Linked DNA regions of Homo sapiens: region 2 is linked to region 1. Evidence: read pairs that join two places in POLR2A ChIA-PET (ENCODE). Cell type or tissue: MCF 10A. All regions are shown on one strand. Each heading gives the region's core, and the rest is flanking DNA. Links, peaks and the distances in the headings are about the cores only.

The links. ChIA-PET counts read pairs that join two places held together with the same protein. Peaks named below come from ENCODE experiments on the same cell type or tissue, not always from the same donor. Only the 100,000 strongest peaks of a DNase experiment are listed, where the experiment ranks them.
Region 2: POLR2A ChIA-PET joins it to region 1 with 54 read pairs; 2 of 35 experiments call an interaction of 5 or more read pairs at or near these places.

The regions. Positions count from the first base shown.
Region 1 is chr7:99,822,827-99,833,954 of GRCh38, reverse strand. CYP3A43 (cytochrome P450 family 3 subfamily A member 43) reads right to left here and starts at 5,942. Exons shown (of 13, transcript NM_057095.3): 1 at 5,769-5,942. The coding sequence starts at 5,839. In MCF 10A, for the core only: no CTCF peak of the experiment used is centred there; no DNase peak of the experiment used is centred there.
Region 2 is chr7:99,629,925-99,634,924 of GRCh38, reverse strand. ZSCAN25 (zinc finger and SCAN domain containing 25) reads right to left here. Exons shown (of 8, transcript NM_145115.3): 8 at 2,517-5,000. The coding sequence ends at 4,905. Among named protein-coding and RNA genes, the nearest start is that of ZSCAN25, 15 kb to the right of the region's middle. RefSeq lists an enhancer at 4,442-5,000. In MCF 10A, for the core only: a CTCF peak has its summit at 3,084; a DNase peak (open chromatin) is centred at 3,104.

The sequences.
Region 1 (11,128 bases), core at 2,796-7,795:
CTTATTTGGAGGATGGTTGTCAGCCTTTGGAGAATTCAAAACCCTCATTAGTGAGTTCTTGCTTATTTTTGGCATTTGCCTCATCCTCCCTTGCCTTTTACCCCTGTTTATTAGGAGTATTCAGTCAACTATAGAGGCAATAGTAGCCTGACACGCTACCGCACAGTTGTGGCATTAACCAGATATCAGCTGCTGCCGGTAGAAGAAAAAGCTCAGCTCCGCGAGGAGGTGGCAAATAGTGGTGCTTTCTATTAACACTTCTGTTGTAAAAAGCACCAAAGGGGACAATGGAACAGGAATTAAAAGAAATTAAAGAGTGCGTAAGCAGAAACTGAGTTGTATATGAAAAAAACCCAACTTCCCCTGAAAAAGAGAAAGAGCTGGAGTCTTTTAAAAACTAACTGCCTGTTTTTCTGAGGCTAGTGAGCCTTATCTCTCCTCCCTTCCCAGGCATTGCAAAGACCCTGTTTCCCTAGCTGTGCAGCTGCAAGGTCACTAGACAGATAAACTCAAGTCACAAAACGTGTTTTTCCTTGAAATGTAAGAAATGATGTAATGCATTTCTCAATTGAATAACTGTGTTTGTTTCTTACTTCTCTAGTATGCTTCCCTCTCCACAGATCTCCCCCCTCCCACGAAATGCTTAAAAGGTAACTAAACTCTTTGTTCAGAGCTCAGTCCTCTGGATGTTAATCCGACTGGGCTGGTGCACCTAAATAATTAATAAATATCCTCCTGAACCCCATCAGTCTCTCTGATTCCTTAAAATCCCACTACATTTCAATCCTCATCTTTTTTGCTGCCTCCTCTGTGAGACCCCAAAAAGTCACAATGATTAACTAAAAGCAGCTGAAGTCTGCATGATCCCAGTGCTAGAGTGAATGCTTAATAAATGTTCCCAAATTTGAGTGCCCTTAAGAGGTTCAGACTGGAATTCTTCCAGGGCATTTCATTCACGTATGTCTATTTAGTTAATTGATTCTTTCCTGATTTGGAAATTCTCTTTCTAGGTGTATTAGTCCATTTTCACACTGCTATAAAGAACTACCTGAGACTGGGTAATTTATAAAGAAAAGAGGCTTAATTGACTCACAGTTCTCCATGGCTGGGGAGGCCTCAGGAAACTTAAAATCATGGTGGAAGGTGAAGGGGAAGCAAAGCATGTATTACATGGAGGCAGGAGAGAGAGAAAGACAGAGAGAGAGAGAAGAGGTGTCACACTTTTTTTTTCTTGTTTTGTTGTTTTGTTTTTTTTTCTATTATTATTATACTTTAAGTTTTAGGGTACATGTGCACAACGTGCAGGTTTGTTACATATGTATATATGTGCCATGTTGGTGTGCTGCACCCATTAACTCATCATTTAGCATTAGGTATATCTCCTAATGCTATCCCTCCCCCCTCCCCCCACCCCACAACAGTCCCCGGTGTGTGATGTTCCCCTTCCTGTGTCCATGTGTTCTCATTGTTCAATTCCCACCTATGAGTGAGAACATGCGGTGTTTGGTCGAGGTGCCACACTTTTAAAACCATCAGATCTTGTGAGAATTCATTCACTATCATGAGAACAGCATGGGTGAAAACACCCCTATGATCCAATTCCTCCCACCAGGTCCCTTCCTTGACACATAGGGATAACAATTCAAGATGAGATTTGGCTGGGGACACAGAGCCAAACCATATCACTAGGTGAGGTTTTTTTTTTTTATCTTTTGAACTAATAATGAGTTTGTGTATCACTACATCCATTGAATTACAGAGGGTTACTGAGGCCCTTTGCTGACACCTTCTTTCCTGTTTTCTCAGAGGTGTTTATGCTTTTCCTTCCCTCTAAACACTGACCTTGTTTTAGGATCTGGCCATCCTTAAACATTCCTGCACAGAGGAGCTCTGGAAGAATCATAGTGTTCTTATTTCTATGGAATGACAACCATATTCAAGGCTTCCACTGGCTTCATAGAAATGTGAGCACCTTCCAGCTACACCCAAATCTCTGTGGTCAGATGATTTGATTGATATAAACTACAGTAAATGTGATTGACCTATATGTTCTCTGAATGGCACTATGCAGAGGAACCAATGACTAAAGAATAAATTTCAAGGCCATTCCTCCTCTTGTGCAATCTGGCCCTCCAACTGGTGATCCTTACTTGATAAGCACAATGCCAGTCATGCTCACTTTTTTTTTTTCTCAAAATGATCAGTCACACAGAGTCAGTTTACTGCTTCTGTACATCAACTATCCTGCAGGAAAACCCATTAAGTCTGGTGCTCCTTATGGCAGGCCTGCCTGCAACTCATCTTTGATGGGTTATGTGTGAACTCCATCAATTGCAGGTTCTGGATCCTTGCAGAACTTCCCACTCTGGTGTTACTGAGGGATGGAAGACTGGAGGAAAAAGAGAGGCTGCATCCCGCCGATGTAACCATGCAACTGCTGGTGCCACAAAGTAGGCCCTATAAGGGTAAGTTAGGAAAGTGTGGCTGAAAATTATGGTATGCATAAATAGTTTTAAATGCCCCTTATGTGCTTTCAGCTGAAAGAGAGGTCTTCCAAAATTCAGGAACATTTCTGTTGATAGAAAAGTTTCACTGTGCTACATAGCATAAGTAACCATAAAATATTCCAGACAGTTGAATTAGAAACTTGATTTCTCTTCTTTATAGGTTAGCTTTTCTTAGATCCTAAATATTCAGTACAAATAAATAAATCTTATAAAATGTGATAAAGCTGAAAAATTGCATGAAGAGAATGTGTTTGAAGGACCCCACAGTGGCACCCTGGCCAGGCCCAGCTGTTAGCTTGGTTCCCTCTTTGGGGATCTTTTCCTACTCACACATCGAAAATAACCTCTTGGGTTTCCAGTTGTTTATAATCCATTATCTGCCCATGCTAAATTCTGGTTGTTAGTCTAGGTAGATCAAAACTCATAGTCAATCAGAAAGCATCCCCAGGATTGAATGATGTCAGTAAACACTCTTAGTAACAGAAATTGGAAGTTGAATGAAGAGGAGGTGGATAATGTTTATTTACTTCTTCAACGGATCTGTGTAACATCTGTAGGGTCAAGAGAACATTCCTCTATGGAGGTTTGATATTTGAGTCTGAGAAATGAACTAACAGTAGATCAATTAATAGGAGATAATCCTTATAAATTTATCTCATGAATATGCATGGGAGCCTTGAAAGATATGATACTCAAAGAATGGCCTGATGATTGAAGCTTAAATAGCATTCTGAGCTATAAAAATGTAGTATCTTCTGATGGGGAGTGGGTGACACAAGACATGAGAGAGTGAGGGAAGAAAAAGCATGATAAACAAAAGTCATCTTATTATAATGTCTGTCAGGCATCAGTGCTCCAAAGAACAAGTATTATCAACCTTAGTCTCCCTTTCTGTGAGCTAATATTATTTTTTTCTTTTTTTTTTCTTTTAGACTAAGTTTTGCTCTTGTTGTTCAGGCTAGAGTGCAATGGCGCAATCTTGGCTCACTGCAACCTCTGCCTCCAGGGTTCAGGCGATTCTCCTGCCTCAGCCTCCCGAGTAGCTGGGATTGCAGGCACCTGCCACCACACCCAGCTAATTTTTGTATATTTAGTAGAGACAGGGTTTCATCATGTTGACCAGGCTGGTCTTGAACTTCTGACCTCACGTGATCCACCCACCTCGGCTTTCCAAAGTGCTGGAATTACAGGTATGAGCCACCATGCCTGGCCCTGCTAAGATTCTTTTTCATGAGATTATAGGGAGGGGGCTCAAGACCATTGCTTTTTTTTAGGAGGATCTTCCTTTAGGTATGAGAACTTCAGAGAAAGCCCCTTCCTATATTTTGGGAGAAATAGCAGGGTTGGGAGACAGGAGAACATAAGAGTTAGCTTGGTTCTGAAGACTTTCTGAGACCTTTCAATTTCCTTTGGTTCAAAGTCCTCAACATGCTTAAGTGCCATATTTTGGGGTTTCATTTTTGGAGCCCCAACTTTCCCCTGTCATAAACTTCCCTAGAAAATGTACATACTAAAGCTGAGTTGATGCTTGTGGAGAGGACAATTGAATTGGTAGCTGAGTCGCAAGGAATCACATTAAACCAGTATAAACCAGTCTCACATTCCTAGCAATGTCAATCCAGTTAAACAGCTGTGCCTCATTTCAGGAGGTGATGTTGCAGGTCTGCTGTCATGAAAGATAGGTCTGTATATGGTGCAGTTAAACAGGTACTTAATAAGAGGTCATTCTACCAAAGCAAAAGGAGACCAAAAGTTAATCATTTAGCAGACTAGTTTCTGAGTTCACAGGGCAGCCAGACAAAAAGATTTCTACATGTTGGTTTTGAAACAGCTCCAGTTGGAGTAGAGGTAGGCAATGGTGATCTGACAGATTTTTTTTCTCTCCTATAGCTCCTTAGGGCCAGATCTGAAAGACTTTAAGTTGTTGCAATTTCTCTGGAGTCTGCTCTATCACAAAGAATTCTGCAAAAATCACATTTCCTGCCTTTGTGGACCAAACCAATGTATTTCTTAAATGTATTTGATATCTCATGCCTCCCTAAAAGAATAAAACCAAGCTGCACCCTGACCACCTTGGGTACATGTTCTTAAGACCTCCTGAAGGCTGTGTCATGGGCCATGGTCACTCATATTTGGCCCAGAATAAATCTCTTCAAGTATTGTACAGAGTTTGGCTCTTTTTGTTGGCAGCATGTATTAACTCATTCTCTATTACAATTCCCCTGTCTTGATGAATGGGCTCTGTTGAGGCAGGGGGCAAGGTGAATCTCTTGGGTGGTTACAGTGAAAATCCATACAAAATTTTACATGCATATGTGCTGGAGGCCCACAATATATGAGACTAAAATAAGGACTGAATGAGTAAAGCTTAAATAGCATTGTAAGCTAAAAAGTAGGGAGTGGCTTCTGATAGGGAGTTTCTGACACAAGTTATGGGAAGGTGAAGGGAGAAAACACATGATGAACAAAGGTTATTTTATTGTGGAGATAAAGTCTCTCAGGTAGCAGTGCTCCAAAGAATAAGTATTATCAAACTTTTTCTCTTTTCCTGTGAATTAGTTTTCTGATTGATGAGATTATTTGGAGAGGCTCAAGACAATTGCATTCTTTTTGGAAGATCTTCCCTTAGTCAGATAAGAGAACTTCAGAGCAACCCTGCACTTCAGGAGGGAAAGAATGGGGGATGGGTAGACAGAAGAGGGTCAGAGATTCTGAAGACATTTGTGAAGTCTTTCAGTCTTCTTTAGTTCAAACTACTCAGTATGACAAAGTTTTATTTTTTTTTTTGAGACGGAGTCTTGCTCTGTCACCCAGGCTGGAATGCAGTGGTGCAATCTCCGCTCACTGAAACCTCTGCCTCCTGGGTTCAAGCGATTCTCCTGCCTCAGCCTCCCAAGTAGCTGGGATTACAGGTGTGTGCCACCATGCCTGACTAATTTTTGTATTTTTAGTAGAGAAGGGGTTTCACCATGTTGGTCTGGCTGGTCTTGAACTCCTGACCTTGTGATTGGCCTGCCTCCACCTCCCAAGTGCTGAGATTACAGGTGTGAGCCACCGCACCCAGACTAAATTTTACATTTTCAAATGTTGTATTAGGAGTCCTAACATATTAATAATATTTTATGTGTTCACAGTATTTGGCACTTAGGTAACTTCCCCTCCGTTATCTCTTTTATCTTCAAAACAAATAAGAAAAAGATGGGCCCAATTAGCACTTCAGGTCTTAGAGTTAAGAGCAAACATGCCTGCATAGTTACTCACATATAGAGGAGTACCAGGCTGGTAGCCACAAGAACCCATGTTTCCATGGCAAAGTTTGGAATGAGATCCATCACCAGTTTTCTTTTTCAGCTCTGTCTTCTGAGTTTTTCTTTCAGCTGTGTGCTGCTCTTTGCTGGGCTGTGCATATAGAGCTTTGTTTCTCTGCCCAGAGGTGATTTAGTTAATGTTAACAGCGATATTTATGTGCTGGAGAAGGAGGTGGGTCTACAGCGGCAGCCAGTAGAAAAGCCACTTATGCTACTCCTCATATGGAGGGATTTGGGTACCCTTTTCAAATTGACAATTGGCAAATAATTATGGCTGTCCTTATTTTGGCCTCCTTTGATTTCCTATTCTGTGAACAATCAGTAAACAAATCAGTCACTGCTATTGGTAAGCCCAAAGGTTATAGATTCTCAGGAACCTAAAGAAAAATACTTCTGCAAGAACATCTGCCCAGCAACTGCCTGTCCAACCTCAAACTGATGTCAGTCTTGTTATTGATCTTTATAGCCAAGGATAATCATTCCAAAACAAATATGTAATCCTTCTCATTATTTTTTTAAACTTTGTCTTACTTTACCTACCTGAATAAGCACATAGTTTACCTTGGCACGCATATTCCCATTGCAATGCTTTATTCCCAAATAAAAATAATTCTTTTTAGAAAGCCTATCTCTGTTTGTTATCTAGGTTGCCAAATCATGCCTCCAGGTAAACAGACAAGAAGGACTCCCTGTGCCTCAAAAGCAAAAACAAACCCAAGAGGCCATGGCAGGTTTAGGTGATGGTCATGTTCTCTGTGTTCTTAGTAAGTGTTGCAAAACCTATTTTTCTGTAGCCAAGTCAAATAACATTTTCTGAAAAAATCTGTACCTGGGAATTTTCCAACTGCTCACCAACAGATCATGTGGTAAGAACTAACTGACCACCTAGGAACAGCCAATTAAGAGACATGTGACTTGGGGCTTAAAGGCTGTCTAATCAAGACTCTTTTCTTCACTCCTCTGACTCCTCTATCCTGCTCTGTGGTTTTTGACTTTATAGCTCTCCACCTCCGAGGCTGCATCTCCTCAATCTGCAGACTGTGTTTTATAGAAAATGAAGCTCTCCCTCTGTCCTCCACAGATCCCACAATCTTTACTCATATTTCCTGGTGATGAGGAAGGGATCAAAATTGGCTCTCAAGATCCTCTCCCTTGTCATCTGGACTAATCAATGCATTGGCACCAGCAAGAGTCCTCTAAGCTCAGTTATCTTCCTGGCCTGGCTGTTTTGTGGAAAAATCAGTAAATCCTCTTACATCCAAGATCTCACATTTAGGATGAGGTCTTGAGGTCTTTATTTTTTTCAGGGAACCTGCCCTTCTGGCTCTATGGCTACCCACTTGTGGGGTATGCTTGCACTTGGAGGGGCATGCCCATGTTTCTTGGGGTGCATTCATGCTGCATCAAGCAAGTTCATGCCTCACAGGATACTCCATGCTTCAGTGTTGCAAGGACTATCGCATTTTATTTGCCCTTGAAGGGACCCCTTCCTAAGGTGAGGGCTATGCATAACCTAGGTCCTAAGGCCATGGTCTCTAAGGCCTGCCATCGGGTAATTCGGTGGCTCTGTCTCTGATCAATCACTATCAGGTACTCTGGCAGTTTTTCAAGTTTAAAATTTAAAGGTAAAGGCTCGACAGAAATGGATGTGAGAGATACACCTAAATTGAACTCCGAAGCATGCAATGAGGATAAGAGGAGTCTGGACTTCTCAAAGACAGTAAGAGGCTTTCTTTCAATCTGCATTTTTGAAAGTTTCAAACACAATTGGGACTTTGGCTGTGTTTTACTAGGAGACTAACCTGAAGAGTTAACCCATGTCTCAGAAAATCTGAAAAACTTGAAGACCCTAAAATGGAGAGTCCCATATCTTCCTGCTGCTGCACTTGCATTCTACCTCCACTTTTCCCTTTTTACCATCACTGTCTTTGTCTGGAACATTGCAGGGACCTGGCAACTTGGTACCAGCAGGGGCCATTGAGCCCCTGGCTCCTTCATGATGATTGAAAACTGGGTGGGTCTCTCATGAGTTTTGGACTTCCCACTTGATTGACAGCTGTCAGTTTTGTTCAGCTAGTTGTTCTTACCCCTGGATAAAAGGGGGTGAAAGAAAGTCTCTTTCTTTGAGACTTACTGTTTCTCAAGAAGGGGGAATCACTCTGTATTTCTCCTCCATAAACATATGAATGAATATGTATGCTATTTCTCCCATTAATCTCCTTTGTGGGTGATTTTTTTTGTTGTTAACAAACCTTCAGAGGAGAAAGGACAAACATTTTTCTTGGCCTCAGCAGTTCTGTCCCTATGAGCAGGATACCAAAGCCACTCTGTTCTTTCAGAAGCCTCAGTGAAGGGAGCCCAAGCACTTGTAAGTCAGCAGAAAAGTAAGAATTTCTTTTTTTTTCTTTTTCTTTTTTTGACAGAGTCTCATTTTATTACCCAGGCTGGAATGTAGTGGTGTGATCTTGGCTCACTGCAATCTCCGCCTCCTGGGCTCAAGTGATCCTTCTATCTCAGTCTCCCAAGTAGCTGGGACTACAGGCACATGCCTCCATGTCTGGCTGAGAAAAGTAAGAATTTCTTTCCAGACAAGCTCCTGGCCTTTCTTTCTGGGAGATCCACTTGGGCAGATGTTAAGAATTGCTCTTTGTCTCCTCTGCAAAATCTTAATAAATAGGAGAAAAGGATTTGTGTTACTAGTGCTGGGTGCAGCAACTCTAGGGTACTCTCTAGTACTTTCTCTTATGAATACTCACATCGTTTGATCCCCTTTTCCTCTAGAAATAGTCTTTTCCTTTGTTCCTGTATTTCTGTGCTGTTCTGTCATAAAAGGGGCTACAGGAGTGTAGAACATGGGCCTGAAACCCCTATAAGCCCACTTGTTGGAGCTGGCTCTGCGGACTGAGCAGCTGGTGCTTCTGAAGAACACACCTGTTGTTCTACACATGTCCAGCTCTCGGGGGAGTTTCTCTTAAGAAGCCCCATCCCTATGGGTCTTTTGCTTCCCTAACCCTTGTGACTTGGTTAGTCCTGGGAAAGTCCAATCCCCGGAGAACCTACCCAGTGTCACATATCAACAGGCCTGAACTTACTGGTTTTGGTGTCACTCAAAAGGGTACCTTCAGTTTTAAAAAATCAAAGCCTAAAATGTTTATAAAGGATAGATCCTCAGGTAAAATAGACTGACTTCTTTTTCAGAATTATTCATAGTACAGCCAAACATTAAAATGCTTTCTTTGGCTAGGTAAGGAGGCTCACGCCTGTAATCCCAGCACTTTGGGAGGCTGAGGCAGGTGACTCACTTGAGGCCGGGAGTTCAATATCAGCCTGGCCAACATGATGAAACCCCATGTCTATTAAAAATACAAACATTAGCTGGGCATGGTAGCGCATGCCTGTAATACCAGCTACTGGGGTGGCTGAGGTGATCCAGAGGATCACCTGAGCCCGAGAGGCAGAGGTTGCAGTGAGCTGACATCACACCACTGCACTCCAGCCTGGGAGACAGAGATAGACTGTTTCAAAAAAGAGGGAAAAAAAGCTTTCATCACTCTATTTAAGAGCTCCATCCTGAATTCAGTAATCTAATCAAGAAATTTCCATAAAAAGATAAGAAAATTATGGAGAAGACATCACAATAATGTTATAGGATCCTTGAGGTGTTGCTTTTATGGCCTAAAACCTCTGGCCAGTGGCACCTTTGCCCAAGTTTTGCTCGGACTTGCTGGGCTTCTTCCACCCACTTGGGTTGGCAAGCTGCACACAGTCCACACTACCAGCCTGGATCCCATGCCTGCCAAGGGTGAGTTAGGAATGGAGCCATGAGGGGTGTGTGAATGAATGTGGGGTCAGGCCACTGCACAGTCAGACACTACAGCCGCTGCAGTGACAGGCAGCTCCAGGTGCCGGCACAGGCACTGGCTCTCTGTGAGGCTGTGGCTGGACCAGGTGCACTGCAAGCAGTTTCCCCAGCCAGCACTGGGGAATGCAGTGGTTACTGCAAACTTGGAGACACCAGGCACTGCAGGATACCAAAGAGTCACAACCCTGTTTTGGGGAGCTTCCAGGTCTGGGCTCCCTGAAGGACTGTGGCTCTTCTCTCCTTCTCTTTGCCTGCAACGTGGTGAGCAAGGGGCATGTTTCAGCCCTGTTTATGTTATAGCTGTTTTACCTCTGCCATTCAGTGGGTCCTGAGTTCTTGTCCTTCGACCAGGAAGAATGAGGTATGCAGACAGGTGGAGGGAAAGCAAGATGAAGAGGAGCATTATTGAGCAATAGAACAGCTCACAGGAGACCCACAAAGGGTAGCTACTTTCCACAGTCAGGGTGTCCCGATCAGTGTTCAGCTCCTGGCAGAGAAGACACCCTGGGTTGGGAGGCTCCTCTCTTCAGGTAGGTCATCCTGTCATCTCTGCAGCTCTCAGCAGAGAGGGGGTTTTGGAGTGGGTTGCTCCTCTCTGCAGCTGGTAGTCTGCATGTCTCTGCGGGTCTCTGAGGCTCTCAGCAGAGAGGAGGCCCTAGAGTGGGTAGCCCCTCTCTGCTGCTGGTTGTCTAAATGTCTCTTGCTATCAGCAGAGAGGGTAGCTCATTTCTGCAGCTGGTCCACCTGATGTCTGCTCAGCTCTAGCAGAGCCTGGGGCTTTTATGGGCCCTAGAGGGGAGGAAGTGTGCACTGATCGGTCCTTGGGCAGCCATGGAAGGGCTGGAAAAAGAATCACAACTTCCCAGTCTGGTCAATGGGATTGGCAGCCCAGCCACCAGCCTTCAGGCCCTCCCTGACCTGAAGGTGGGGCCTCACTGGGGACCCACCTACTTCTACCTGGGAATCTGTCTGCCTCCTGCTTCCATTCTTGGCACCAGGGCTCAGCCTCACTTTGCTATGAGATTGGAGAGGGTGCTGACAGCAGGGAGAAGCCAGGGAGCAGGAGCAGGCACTTTGGAGCCTGTGAGGGTAGGGGGGCCTTCCTGGGCCCCCAAGAGTGCAGGGATGCCTGAGTCTGCAGCTGGTGGGTGGCTGCAGCTGTGCAGGGTAGGGGGGATGGGGGTGAGGAAAGGTGGGGTGGGTTGTAGGGGTGGGTGAGGGAGGATTTCTGCCTGCTCCATGGAGCTGGAGGCCTGGGTCTGCAGCTGTGGTTTGGGTGGCTGCAGCAGCACCCAGGGAGCTCCTGCCCCAACTTGGGCAGGGCTCCATGGAGTGTGCAGCCCCGCCCACCTCCCTGCTGCAGCCAGCGTAATGGCAGTGGCAGGCTGTCTGGAGCAGCCACTGCCATCAATAACCTTTGTACACTTGTTCCCAGTTATAGAATTTATGCA
Region 2 (5,000 bases), core at 1-5,000, 200 kb after region 1:
TGTCACCCAGGCTGGAGTGCAGTGGCATGATCTCGGCTCACTGCAACCTCCGCCCCCCGGGTTCAAGTGATTCTCCTGCCTCAGGCGCCTGCCACCACGCTTGGCTAATTTTGTTTTGTTTTGTTTTTGAGACGGAGTCTCACTCTGTCCCCCAGGCTGCAGTGCAGTGGTGCGATCTCGGCTCACTGCAAGCTCCGCCTCCCGGGTTCACACCATTCTCCTGCCTCAGGCTCCCAAGTAGCTAGGACTACAGGTGCCCACCACCATGCCCAGCTAATTTTGTTTTTTTATATATTTTTAGTAGAGATGGGGTTTCACTGTGTTAACCAGGATGGTCTCAATCTCCTGACCTTGTGATCCACCTGCCTCGGACTCCCAAAGTGCTGGGATTACAGGCGTGAGCCACCGCGCCTGGCCAAATTTTTGCATTTTTAATAAAGACAAGGTCTCACCATGTTGTCCAGGCTGGTCTCGAACTCCTGGCTTCAGGTGATCCGCCCGCCTCGGCCTCCCAAAGAGCTGGGATTACAGGCGTGAGCCACCGCACCTGGCTGAAACCAGCTTATTTTTTAAGAAACAAAGGTTCTCCTTGCCTCTCAGCTGGGATAAAACAGGTACTGAAAGTATTTTAAGCATAATCAGCCTGCAGACAACACCCATAGCACACACTATGACATGGACCAAACTTTCTTGATGAAATATTTCCCCAGGACAGACCTTAGGCAGTTACCTGGTTCTACCACCACCCAGGGGAGAAAACAGAGTTTCTCTTGCAAAGGACAACAGCCTCCCTCATTACCCAGCAGCACGGCACATGCAGCCAGACACTGAAGGTGTACAGCATCATCACAATGTGAGGCAACCACAGATGCCTTGTCATACAAAAGGAGGCCCATCTATGAGTTGACCAAATACCCGTTTGACCTGGAGAGTCCCGGTTTACACCACTGTCCCAGCATAATAAATAGCACCCACTTTCACTCTCAAAAGGGGCAGGAAATACGGAACATTTGCCTGGAACATCTTGTCATGCCAGAAAGCAAAGAAGCTGTCAATGAGAATTAGGGTTATGTCAAAAGGATTCAGGAGCCAAGGTCCAGGGGCCTCCACTGGTCAAAGGTGAAATAATTTGAGCATCAAATTATAACTCCAGCAGACTGATCAATACCAAGTATGTTTAAATCCATGAGTGCAGGCCAGGTGCAGTGGCCCACACCTGTAATCTCAATACTTTGCAAGGCCAAGGAAGGGGTAGCACCTTAGCCTGGCAGTTTGAGGCTGCAGTGAACTACAATTGCACCACTGCATTCCAGCCTGGGTGACAGAGCAAGACTCTGTCTCAAAAAAACCAATAAAAGCAAAAAGCTATGAATGCATTGATTTCTACAGACTTGACTGCCTTTACAGGAAGCAAAAAGTAACTAGCTCATTATTCTGAAAACAGGCAAATAAAGAGGAGGATCAAGCATTTTCTTGCCTTCCCTGTATGAACTATATCTAAGGGTAACCTAAGTTAATGAAGGGAAATTTCTTACAATATTCCAACTACTAAATGATGAAGCATTTACAGAACTAACGAAAGAAGCAGATCTAGGCTTCTAAAATCATATGAAGAGAAACAGGGCATGTCACAATCTATAATGTGTTCTTGCCAAAATGTGAAATATGAATCTGATTACACCACTAAACACTTCTACATTTTTAGATAATACAGAAGGCAGGGAAATATGTTAAATCACGCCATGGGTATGCAAACAGAAAATGCAGAATGATTAGCTGGGCATGGTGGCACATGCCTGTAATCCCAGCTACTTGGGAGGCTGAGGCAGGAGAATCGCTTGAACCCGGGACAGGGAGGTTGCGGTGAGCTGAGACTGTGCCACTGCACTCCAGCCTGGGCAACAGAGCGAGACTCCAGCTCAAAAAAAAAAAAAACAACAGAAAATGCAGAATGTAAAAAACTCTCCAGGATAAATGATCGAGTTTTTTAAAATGAATAAATCTCAAGAAGAAAAGGATAAGTACTACAGATTATAAGCCTTAAGAGACAAAGCAACAAATTATATTATATTGAAAAATTAGGTGGGTTCTTAAAATTCACTGGATATTTTGACATTAAGGAACTGTTTTGTTTTGAGACAGGGTCTTGCTCTGTCTCCCAGGCTGGAGTGCAATGGCACAATCAGGGCTCACTGCAACCTCAACCTCTTGGGGTCAAGTGATGCCCAGCCTCAGCCTCCTGAATAGCTGGGACCACAGGCATGCACCACCCATGCCCAGTTAATATTTGTTTGTAGATGAGGTCTCACTATGTTGCTCAGGCTGGTCTCGAACTCCTCTCAAGCAATCCCACCTTGGCCTCCCAAAGTGGTGGGATCACAGGTGTAAGCCACCACACCCAGCCGCCCTTACCTTTTACAGGTACACACTGAAATGGTTATAAACAACACTTGGGATACACTTCGAAACTTCAGTGGGGGAGGAAGACGGGGAGGAAGGAGTGGACAGAGATGAAACAAGATTGATTATGAGTTTATAATAAAGTCAAATGATAAATACATAAGGATTTATTTATATAGGTTTGAAATTATCTATTATAAAAAAATTTCTAAAGAATAGAAAAATACAGAAAACAAAATATTTCTTAACATTTGAATAGATATGAAAAATCAGACTACCACAATCCCATGGGAAAAACCCCCTACTTAGAGGCTTTTCTGAGACACTGTCCTAAGCTCTTGGCCCCACAGGAGATAGGGAAGAGGCCAGATAGGAAAGTCAGCAAGGCCCAGCTCCTTCTGAAGCTTAAGATATGCCAACTTGCTGAAACCCAGAGGAATGCTGGCTGTGTATGACAAAAGAGCATCTGTGATTCAGGTAATGACAAGCAGCCCCCCGAGGCCTCCCCAGTCCCCACCTGCCTTTGGAAAACCACCCTCTGGGGAAGGCCACACTCAGGCCAGAAGCCTCCCACTGAGTCTGCCTGGCTGTCAGCCCTGCCTAGCTGCTCTGATAATTACGGGGGAAAAAAAGCTGATTTTGCATGTGGACCTCAGTATTACAGAGGAGCAGCAGCAGCCCCGTGTGGACATCTCAGATACATTTACGACCCAGTCAGTGCAGCCTCGTGGGCACAGCTAATGAGCCAGGAAGACCAAGGAGCGTCATTTGCTAAGCCAAAATTAGACACCATGCTGCCTAACAAGAACAGGTGATAAAACCACGTTTCAAAGTGGGCTGAGTAATACAGCTTTGTGTTAGTCATTACCATTTACCTTATTTACAATGGAAAATGAAAAAAAAAAATCTCAGTAAAAGAATCTGGTATTAAGAGGCATCAGAAGACAAACCACATTTTGCAATTATAGGACACTATCAACAAAGGACAAACTCACTCACTCAGCCAGGGTTCAAAGGCACAGCACAATGACACAGCAGTCAGTCCACGCTAGTTATGCAGCTTCCAGAACTTTAAACAGAAATGAAACCCTTAAGTGATGGCACAATAAGGAAGCTTCAACAGTTTACAAATATTGCATCTTCTCATTTTTAAAGAAATGTATTTTTTTTTAATGCCTACAAATATCTTTATTTTTCCTGACTTGGCACTCATGCAAAACAGGTCGCTACCAGCTCATCATCCCCAGTGGGTGTCCAGGACCCCTAGTGCCTTGGATGACAAGGGTCTGGAGGGCAGAGACCATTTAGTAACAAGAGGTAGGTGACAAATGCATTTCAGGGCAAGATGCTGACAAAGCAATGAATACAGGCCCAGAGGATTTGCAGGAATATCCACGGGTTCTGAAGATCAGGTACATCCACGAGACATAAGCTCTACGAGGTCAACAGCTTCTCCCCCTATTTTATTCATGGATGTGTCTCAAGCACCCAGAAGAGTTCCTGACATGTTTGTTACAGGGCCTCAATAAATACTTGGGAAATGGGTCCAATGAGAATGGGGTGAAATTAATTTTATGAACTATAAAGTGCCATCAAATATAGGGCATTAATACTAGAGTTCATCTTTCAGACTCATTTTAATTATAACAGTTCTTTCTAGAGAACTGTTTTTTAAAATACTCTGATGTTTATTCAGTGATCAATAGCAAAATACTAACTTCCTAATAGTTGGTGTGTTGACAGTTGTTATAGTGCAAGGAATAATGGACGGGGAAGTTTTACAGATGAGGATAGAATGTTATAGCCTGACACAGATGAGGCTCCAAATAATGTAAAATTCACACAGTTGCCTGGGAGCAGATCCCAGCTGGGGAGGGAAGATCCAGCACGGGGCAGGAGGGCAGGAGTGGTCATGGGAAGATGTTCTCACGGGCACACAGCACAGATACCCTGAGAATGCCTCGGGTCATGGGCTGTCGCATGCATCCCCAACGCACAACCCCCAGAGGCATCACGTCTAGTCTCTCATTCACCACGGCATTCCCACGGCCAGGTGCTCAGAGGATGTTCAATAAATGTTTGTTCAATGGAAAAGAGAGGGGGTGGGGGAAGAGTCTGAGCTATGACCCTGCAGGCAAGACAGAGCCCTCAGGAAGATGAGGTCCCAGCTACCAACACGTGTCAAGGTTTTGCCTTTACTCCCAGCTTTGTTCGGCAGGGGGACACAGACAGTCCACTGAAGGAGAAAATCTCAGCCTGAACTGAACCGCAGGAGACTGCTTCCCTCAAACATTGGAAGAAAAATTGTTTAGCACCACTTGGGTAAGAGATGGAAGCAGCTATGCTCTCTGGAAGCTCTAAGTAAGCCAGGCCTTGCCTTTCCCGCGTTGGCGAATGGGTGGGAAGGCGATGGGACCAGTGCTTTCCTGCAGCCATCACCTTGCACCCCGCAAGGCCCTGCAGTGAGAAAGATGAATGATGGTGCTGCCTGCCACCTGCTATGCTCACTGCACCAGCGGCTCCTGGCGGTGCTGGGTCTTCTGGTGCCGGTTGAGGATGGACCTCTGGTTGAAGCTTCGCCCGCAGGCAGGACAGTGGTA